Linked DNA regions of Homo sapiens: region 1 is linked to region 2. The links are chromatin loops, found by intact Hi-C in ENCODE. Cell type or tissue: CD4-positive, alpha-beta T cell. All regions are shown on one strand.

What was found. Hi-C counts contacts between places; a loop is a spot of excess contacts. Peaks named below come from ENCODE experiments on the same cell type or tissue, not always from the same donor. Only the 100,000 strongest peaks of a DNase experiment are listed, where the experiment ranks them.
Region 1: it touches region 2 in a loop (2.9-fold over the local background); 20 of 110 quality-filtered maps call a loop at or near these places.

What each region holds. Positions count from the first base shown.
Region 1 is chr2:84,629,146-84,634,145 of GRCh38, forward strand. All of the region lies in intron 29 of DNAH6 (dynein axonemal heavy chain 6), which reads left to right. Among named protein-coding and RNA genes, the nearest start is that of DNAH6, 120 kb to the left of the region's middle. In CD4-positive, alpha-beta T cell, CTCF peaks have their summits at 2,113 and 2,315; a DNase peak (open chromatin) is centred at 2,126.
Region 2 is chr2:84,862,947-84,867,946 of GRCh38, forward strand. All of the region lies in intron 2 of TRABD2A (TraB domain containing 2A), which reads right to left. Among named protein-coding and RNA genes, the nearest start is that of TRABD2A, 16 kb to the right of the region's middle. In CD4-positive, alpha-beta T cell, CTCF peaks have their summits at 2,383 (motif pointing left) and 2,582; a DNase peak (open chromatin) is centred at 2,385; H3K27ac peaks cover 1,290 bases.

The DNA of each region.
Region 1 (5,000 bases), 230 kb before region 2:
TTTCATCCATTCTCTTTCTGATAGGTATTTGGGTTGTTTCTAATATAGTATTTGCTACTGTAAGCAATGCTGCAATAAGCATTATTACACAGATCTCCAGGTGAATGGGTGCCTGGTTTATTTGGCTTGGAATATAGGAGTTGGTCTCAAGGTACATATACGTATCATATTGACTCAATAAGGACAAATGCTTCTTCCGTGATTGTGGTAATTTATACTCCCCCTGCAAATGTATAAGAGCTGCCTATGCTCCACATCCTTGCCCATGCTGTCAGGTTCCATAACTGTTGTCAGTCTGAGGAGTATGAAATGGTATCCCATTGTATTCTCCTGGTTACTAATGAGGTTGAATGTCTTTTCAAATGTTTATACTGTAGGATTTCTCATCTGTGAAATACCTATTTACATCTTTTCTCCATGTTCTCTTGGCTTGCTTATGCTTTTTTAAATTGATTAATAGTGTTTTTAATATGTTATTGATACTGATTTCTTCTCTCAGTTAGGTATTATCTCTTAGTTCTGTCCTCTAAAAAGGGACATTGACAGCCTAAAAATAGTGATCACCTCTAGTACCCAGACTGTGGTCTTAAGTACCTTTTCCTACTGAAAGTAACCAGAGCTGGTTCTAGGTCTGGGGCAGGAAATGCATAAAATGAGCCTGCAACATCCTGTCCTATCTGAAATAGCCACAACAAAATACCAAAAATTGATGTGACCATATCAATAATCAGAATGTTACTAAAGAGGATCTCATTGACCAAAGATGGGACAATGCAAGAATGATAATAATAACTGGAATGGATCAAAACACATAAAACATTTTTAAATTCATGAATATACAATGATTAACCAAAAAATGTAAAACAAAAAACTCATTGATTACCTTAGAGGTTTCCAGGGAAACAACTTATTTGAAAAATTGATAAAGAAAAAGAATTAAGTATTTATCCTGCCTTTTCTGTGGACTGTTTTTTGGGGTAATAAAAAAGTTGATGAGGAAAAATTTTTATAGAATAATCACAACTAATAAATGCAGAAGGGATGATAACATTAGAAATTACTATTTTGCAACCTTCAAAAAACAATATATCTAGCAATGGCCATCATTGCTAAAACCACTAAAGACTAATTGGAAAATTTATAATGGACGAATCAGACTAGTAATCCATCGATCACAACTTTGACAATCAAAAAATACATATCTCCTGTTATGATATACAAGCTATGAATTATTCCTGTTCAAAAAAAAATTAAACTTCAACCTAATGAATCTAATGGAGTCTCTAGATTTAAATACCAGTTTTCAAGAAGTACAGGTGTATGAGATAAAGGACCATGTTAACACCACAAGAATACAATCAGCTAAATATGGAATCAGGGGAATTCTATAGGGAAAATAACTTACAGACCTTCAAAAATAAATTGCATAAAAGAGAGAGGATTCAGGGAACTGCTATAAATTTAAAGAGATTTAAGAGACACAGTAACCAAATGCAATGTTTGTACCTTGCTTGTATCTTTGTCGGAACAAACCAATTGTAAAAGGATAATATCAGTACCATTGAGGACAATTGAACAAGATATTAAGTAATGGGTTTTTCTTTGGGTAGGTTAGCAGTATTGATTTGGGTAATTTGGGGTTCTTATGTGTTACAGAGTTTATTGTGAAACAATATGATGTCTAGGGTTTGCTTTAAAATAACAACAAAAAATGTTGGAGAGTATTTTGAAAATAGAATGTTGGTAATTTTAAGCTGGGTGGCATATACCTTCTTTCACCTCTTGTGTATGTTTGAAATTTTTCAAAATAAAAAGTTTTTTTAAAGTAGAAATCATCACAAAATAAAATGATAGAAATAACACCAAAACTTATTTCTAATGGTCAATTAATTGCTACACAATTCGTCTCTGAAAAACAAAACAAAACAAAACAAAATAGCCCCTGACTGCTCTCCGCTGAGAGCCGACCTGACTCAGACTATTTGCTTCTCCGGTTGAACACAAACAATTTCACAGACCACCAACTACAGACCAGGTCACGATGCATCCATTATGGAATGAGATGCCATAATCGTGTCTGAAAACACACAAGAATGCTGTCCAAACCACAAAAAATAATCTAATATCCCCCTCTCCAGGCTAAGCTGTGTAACTGCTTCACCTTTACCAATGACAGCCTCAGCCTCCTGTATAATGTTATTATTATATCCATCATAAACTTGCCCCTGCTTCCTACCAGCACCTAATCCACAGTGTTGTGGATTGAATTGTGTCCCCTCAAAATATGTTCAAGTCCTCATGCCTAATATCTGTGAATGTTACCTAATTTGGGCCTTTACATTTATAAAGACTCAGATGTTTAAAATGAGGCCATACTGGAATTCTACAGGCCCTAATCCAATAACTAACTAGTGCCTTTGTAAGAAGAGAAAAATGTAGATATAGATACACAGAGAGAAGGCAGCCAAGTGAAGATACACAGGAGGTGGAGATCAGAGTGATGCAGTACAAGAAGCCAAGGAATCCCAAGGGTTGCCGGCAACCACTAGAAGCTACCAAGAGGCAAGAAAGAATCCTACCCCCAAGAGCCTTCAGAATGAGCATGGCTTTGTTGATACCTTTATTTCAGACTTCTAGCCTCTAGAACTGTGAGAGAATAATTTTCTGCTGCTTTAAGCCCTTCAGTTTATGGCAATTTGTTATAGTAGCTCTTAAAAACTAATAGAGCAAAACCCTTCTTCACTGACCCTTCCCCAGAATTTTCTAACATAAGCCCAAATCCTATGACAAGTCCTCCTAATATCCTTTTACCAAGAGAAACCTTGGTTCCCCACAGAGTGTGGTCTCCCTTGTTGGAACAAGTGGTAAACCCAATTGCGTCTGACTACAGGTATGTCCTGGTTATCTTTGGCCTGTAGGCATTGACCCTGTCCTTCACTTTTGTTGAAAACAAAGAATTGGAGATCACCTGACTTGAAAAAGTATTTGTTAACCAGTCAGTCATTGCAAGCATTCCTGCGTTCATGATCAATATTTGGAACTGCTCCTTTGTTTGGCACCCTGGAGGTTTTTGCATCCTGGGGCAATGCACCACAGTAAGATCTGGTTTGGATAAGAGCAAGGCTGCCAGTATCATCTGCTGAGCCTCTACACCTGTGGCACGCGTTCACCAAGTCACCAGCCGTGTCAGGGCTGGATTTCAAACCCCCCACTCTCCTCCTCAGCCAGGCACAAACTGCAGAGCCAGGAGTGGCAGAGAAAGAGGGTCATTTTTGAAGAGCAAACGGAAATGAAGAACCACCATGACCACAGACATGTTCTCAAAGAGAAAAATATTAGCAAAGAGTCTGTGTCACAGATCAAGATCTGGAATTTTCTTTGTTACTTCCTTTAAAACTGTTCAAAAGTATCCCTTGGGAAGTCTCCACGTATGCCAGGACTTACATGTATGCTAAGTATGAAGACCATTCCTCTACAATATGGAAGCATTCTGCAGCTTTGTTGTACAGAACACCAACTTAGTCTTTAGTCCTGTCCATGCTATCATTCCATGCATTCATTCAACTTCTCTTACCTTGTCTATATTATTACTAATTTCCAGGGACTGTTTCTTATCTCTGACTAATCCCTTTTTTTAGAGTATCTTGTTTTATTTTAGGAATGTGTTTCCCTCCCAGATCTCTCTGAGGATTCCATTTCAATTTTGTAAAATTACTTTCTGTTCCCTAAATTATCTCCACTTTCTCCAAAGTTGCCCGTTAGTTTATTCTTCTCATTCTTTCTCTTTCTTGAATCTTCACCTATTGGTTCATAAGTATAGATGAAGGACTAATTTAATTAGTGTAAACAGCTTGTTTCCCCCAAATGCCCCTTCCTTGAATGAAAGAACTACCAAGAGCTCTGTGGAAGTATAGAATGTGTGGCCAGCAGGCTTCTTCATAGAATGTATGCACACGGAGCAGCCAGTAAGTGAGAAAGCCCACATCGAATGCCAAATAATAAGGATTTTCCTTCTAAAGTAGTACATTTCAGTGGGTTTCACTTTCTTTTATTATTTTTGAATCTCGGCGACTGAAGTGGAAGTCTGGAACCATCTTTCTCTCCTTGTCTCTGCTTTCCTTATCTCCCAAGCCTAATATCGTCTCCCAGTATCTCCTAATATTAATATCTCCCCAAGGCAGATCTCCCCCTTTGCTTATGAGGCAGTCCTTCATTTTAGCCTGGTGGGGATCTCAGCACTAAAATCTCAAGAGCCCTGTTTAGTCTGCTTGGGGTGAGAGGAAGGGAGAACAGAGAGAGGAAGGACCCATAAACCCAATCATTCCAAGTGTGGATCTTTGCCTCATTTCCAAATATTTCTCTAGGGCCTGTGTCTGCTTTGCTGCATGTATGTATTCATGTTGCATGAATTGCAACTTGTGTATATTGATATTGGGTTTGGAGTTTCTTAGAGACCTCATGATGGGCATTACTCCTCTCCCTCTGTTTTGGGGCTGCAATTCTCCCTTCTCAGTTGAACAGTCTGTTTCCCTATGCTTTCCATATTCCAGCTTTTTTTTTTTCAAAACCTTCTTCCTGCTGGCTTCCCTTTCCATTATGTTTTTATCAAGCAGGTACAGGTATAAGTGTGGTCACAGAAAAGGAGAGAGATATGCACACAGATCTATCAGCCTTTCTGTGATTTGTGGGAATCGGAGGAAGGGGGGAAGTAGTATGTGTTCAGTTGACCACCTTGAAATTTAAAACCACTAGTTCTATTACTAAAGAGATAGATATATGGTATAATGCAAGATTTATATACATGCTTAACCAATATCTCAAGTGCCCAAAAGAAATGCCACACTTTAGATGGTACATTCTTATTTTCCTCCACCATTAGGATTCTGCTGTAGAAGAAATTAAGAATCACTACTATAATCTGCACAGCTATGCCTTCTGCTCAGTAGTCCTTGTGTGTGTCTGCCATGTAGAATACCTTCTAAAGACAATGAAAGCTTCCA
Region 2 (5,000 bases):
AATAACTGCAAAAGACACTCCCGAGAGAGCTAAGAACCCACCCAGACTTCTAATTTGTGAAGACACGGTCCACGTACAACATCTGTATTGACGCCTATGTGAAAGCCGGGACATGGTTTATCCAAGGAATAGACGTGTCAGACTCCCAGGGTACCGACAGTAACTGCAGCACTTCAGCCCAACCATGCCTAAGAACAGGAAATAATACATAGCAGTGTTGGGAAATTATGTAAAAAAGCAAAAGACTGAGATAAAAGCAAATTGCTCCCAAAAGGTTAGACTTCATGTGAATCTTTTTTTTTTTTTTTTTTTTTTTGAGACGGAGTCTCGCTCTGTCGCCCAGGCTGGAGTGCAGTGGCGCAATCTCGGCTCACTGCAAGCTCCGCCTCCTGGGTTCACACCATTCTCCTGCCTCAGCCTCCCAAGTAGCTGGGACTACAGGCGCCAGCCATCACGCCCGGCTAATTTTTTGTATTTTTAGTAGACACGGGGTTTCACCATGGTCTCGATTTCCTGACCTCGTGATCCGCCCGCCTCGGCCTCCCAAAGTGCTGGGATTACAGGTGTGAGCCACCGCGCCTGGCCCCATGTGAATCTTAAGATGCCAGTCTATATCTACATAGCTCTTAGAAAGGCTCTATTCAAATTTTCTTTTTTTTTTTTTTTTTTTTTTTTGTCTTTTTGAGACAGAGTCTCGCTCTGATGCCCAGGCTGGAGTGCAGTGGCGCAATCTCGGCTCACTGCAACCTCTGCCCTCCGAGTTCAAGTGATTATCCTGCCTCAGCCTCCTGAGTAGCTGGGACAACAGGCGCCCGCCACCACACCTGGCTAATTTTTTGTATTTTTAGTAGAGACGGGGTTTCACCGTGTTAGCCAGGATGGTCTCGATCTCCTGACGAGAAAGGGAAGAGTTCTCTTTCAGAAAGTTCACATATTTTTCCTAGGCCTTTATTTTAAACCAAGACTATCGAGGAAAAATAGAATGTCAGGATCTCCATCTTCAACCAACTTCCAAATCGATCATGGAAAATGTGGAAAAGTCATCTATGAGCATCATAGTCAATTTTTTTTTTTTAATGAGATCTCCTGCTTTTTTTGGAATTTATGATGGGGAAGCCAGAATCCCTCAGCCAATTACTCCTCTAAGTCTGGCAGTTGGCAGCATTCAGTGTAGGTGCACCTGACAGCAATAACTTCAGAAGAAGAATGTGTGTTCAGAATTCCGAGCTAAGGAATCCAGAGATTCATTCCTTGTCTATAAGGAACATGTGAACCCCTGGCCCATCCTGTGGAACATGGACCACACAAGGGATTGAGGCCCTTTGCTTTGAGTTAAATGAGGATTGCCATGTAGGAGCAGGTGCTAAGTGAAGGTGATTTATCAACTGCAGGCTTTTTGCAAGCGATTGGGATTCTCCTGTCCAGCCCACTGCCACTGGATCACCCTGTAAGTCAGTCCTCTCAATAAACCCTGTGTCTCATTTGCTGGCTCTGGGTCTCTTCTTCCGCCTTTTGAACCTAGTGCCATCCCCACTGAAGTCAATAGGGGTCCCGCATGACACTCAGAGGCAGAGTTGGATTAGAAACAGGAGATCTGAGAACCTAGGCCTGTCCTGCACTAACTCTTGCTGTGACCCCAGGCCAGCCCACCCTCTGCTTCCAGATGGGCCTCTCTCGGGTTAGTCCAGCAGGAAACCATCCCCAGTGACCTCTGCTGGCTGACCCCCCACAATCTTGCCTTGGCCTCTAGGAACAGAGACCTCCTAGCCCCAGGGGTTGTTCTTAAGACCCATGGCACTGATGTGAGAATATGCAGAAACCTGCAAAGTACAAAACAAGGCACCACATGGTATCCCCGGGATCCTCTCCTTAGGCCTGGCAGGCCACCCCATCCTCAAAGAATCTGACCCCTTCCTCCACAGGAGTCTTCCTCAGGCCATCTAGCACCTCCCCAGCTCCCACTCCTCCAGCATCCACCTAGCCCTTAATAACCACAGGCTGAGAGAGGTGGCATCCTTCTAGGAATTTCCCCTTCCTCCTCAGTCAGACCACAGGGCTCCTGGGGAGTGGGCTGCCTCAACCACTCCACTCTGCCCTGGACCTTTCCAGAGAATCATCCTGGAGCCATCTGTTTCTTCTATTAGGTGACCGACCAAACTAAAGACAACTTGCTCCCCATCTTCTCCAACACCCCAAAACTATAGCTCAAGAATTGCAGTTTCATACAATCTGGAAGTATGTCCACTGAGCCCAAACCACTATTGAATGTTGCATTGTGGGGAAAAAAAAAGAGAAAGTGAGTTGTTAGGGTCCTGAAGAACAAGAACTGGCAGTGACCATCCTCCTGGAAAGTACAAAAGAATGACAGCCAAAAAGGCAAATATGAAATATGTTAGTGCCATCTATTGGCAAGAGTAAACAATAACAAAGAAGTGATGCTTTGCACAGTAGCAATTCAAATAAGAGCACCTCAGCGTCAACTCTGGGGTTTGCAAAAGGAGTTTTACATCCAACTAACTGCCTCTTAGGATGTTGAAAGCCCAAAGATGCAGGCTTTGCATGTGGAAAGCAGAGGGAAACTCCAGAACTGTTGGCTACATTCATGTTCACTTAGGGATATGACAAGAAAGAGCCCAAGCCAAGATGTGACTGGGTCCCAAAGGACAGATTCCATGCTGAGGAGACCGGAGCTTTCCCAGATTCCTGCCCCACCCCACCACGACGTCCGATCACTTGGTGGGGAAGTGGACAGGAGAGTCCTATGCTTAGATGGGCAGAGCAGGCATTGCAATTCCCTATGCCCGGAGCCTGTCCATAGATGCCTGGTGATGTGTGAACATGGAGATGGGATTTAGCAAGACCATTTCTCTAGGGGAACCTACCTGTGCAGACAGAGAAGAAGTGAGACACCACCCTGCTGAGCCCACTCCGCTGAGCCTCCAGGTCCAAGCTATGTGCTTCCTTCACATAGGGAATGCCAATGCAGCTGGCAGTACCAAGCAGGCATGAACTTCAGGTGAAGGAGAACAGGAGTCATAACTTGATTCGATACCGAGGGGCAAGGATGATGTCTGCCCTGAGATGACAAGATCAAATCCAGGCATCCGTGTCAGGGTCCTAACCTGTTGCCAGACTTCAGTTAGATTCAGGGACTACACCCCACAAACCAAGAGCCACAAGGCCTACAGGGGCCAGGCAGATGAGTTAAAAGAAGTCAAGATGTCTAGGTGAAAGGTAACAGGGAGGAGTGGGGACTGCGGCCAAACTGGAAAGACAATATTGGCCACATCTAAAGGGGGCGGCCAGTGCTCAGTCCAGCCAACTGCTGCTATGTGGGAGCATGGCCCAAGAGAATCCAGGCTGTTCTCCATATGGTATTTCTCAATTTTTAAATATTGTCAACTTAGTCATTAAAAAAGAAAAAAAATCATGCTAACCACATAAAACAGAACTGCAAGTCGGATTCAGCCCATATGCCTCTTATTTGCAACCTCTGCTAGCCCTTCTGTTTTATGCTTCTGTCCTCTTTTCCTTTAACTTCTTTGAAAAAAAATCTTTGTCTATAGGAAACCAAGAAGAAAAACAATTTCCCTTTGCAAAATCAATGATACCACTCATCTTGAGAAGTTTGAGAGTTAAATATAAAATTATCAGTGAGGACTGTCTCATGGTAGGCACTGTATGTTCACTCCCTTCTGCTTATATCTTATTTATGAAGTGCTTTCCAATTTCCTGCTTTTTTTTTTTTTTTTGCTTCTGACAACAGGATGGTAGGGCAAGTATTATTATCCCCATTGGAAAGATGAGAAAACTAAAGTTTAGAGAAGTTAAGTGATGGTTGAAAGTCATACACTGAGGCCAGGTGTGGCGGCTCACGCCTGTAATCGCAGCACTTTGGGAGACTGAGGCAGGAAGATCGCTTGAGGCCAGAAGTTCAAGACTAGCCTGGCCAACATGGTGAAACTCCATCTCTACTAAAAATATAAAAATTAGCCAGGCGTGGTGGCGGGTGCCTGTAATCCCAGACAGGAGGATGACTTCAACCTGGGAGGCAGAGGCTGCAGTGAGCTGAGATCGTGCCATTACACTTCAGCCTGGGCAACAGAGTGAGACTCTGTCTCAAAAAAAAAAAGTCATTGGGCTGTATACTCAGGTTGTGAGTATTTTACTGTTTATCTCTAGAAATGAAACATGGGGAAGTTACATGAAAAAAAGACTTTTAAGAACAAGTCGTTTTCCTCCTGAATTTAAACAACTCTACCTTGCTAGCTTAACCTCAAGGTCTTATAAGAAATTTAGTTTATACATCTTAAACACCTACACAAACCCTAAGAATGTGTTATAAAATCAACATGACACTGTAGTCTATAATTATAGTGCTCTAAAATATCTCTGAAATATGTTATCTTAAGAGACAGTGTTGCTGGCTAGCCATATGTAGAAAGCTGAAACTGGATCCCTTACTTACACCTTATACAAAAATTAATTCAAGATGGATTAAAGACTTAAATGTTAGACCTAAAACCATAAAAACCCTACAAGCAAACCTAGGCAATACCATTCAGGACATAGGCATGGGCAAGGACTTCATGACTAAAACACCAAAAGCAATGGCAACAAAAGCCAAAATTGACAAATGGGATCTAATTAAACTAAAGAGCTTCTGCACAGCAAAAGAAACTACCATCAGAGTGAACAGGCAGCCTACAGAATGGGAGAAAATTTTTGCAATCTACTTATCTGACAAAGGGCTAATATCCAGAATCTACAAAGAACTCAAACAAATTTACAAGAAAAAAACAAACAACCCCATCACAAAGTGGGCAAAGGATATGAACAGACACTTCTCAAAGAAGACATTTTGGCAGCCAACAGACACATGAACAAATGCTCATCATCACTGGCCATCAGAGAAATGCAAATCAAAACCACAATGAGATATCATCTCACACCAGTTAGAATGGCAATCATTAAAAAGTCAGGAAACAACAGGTACTGGA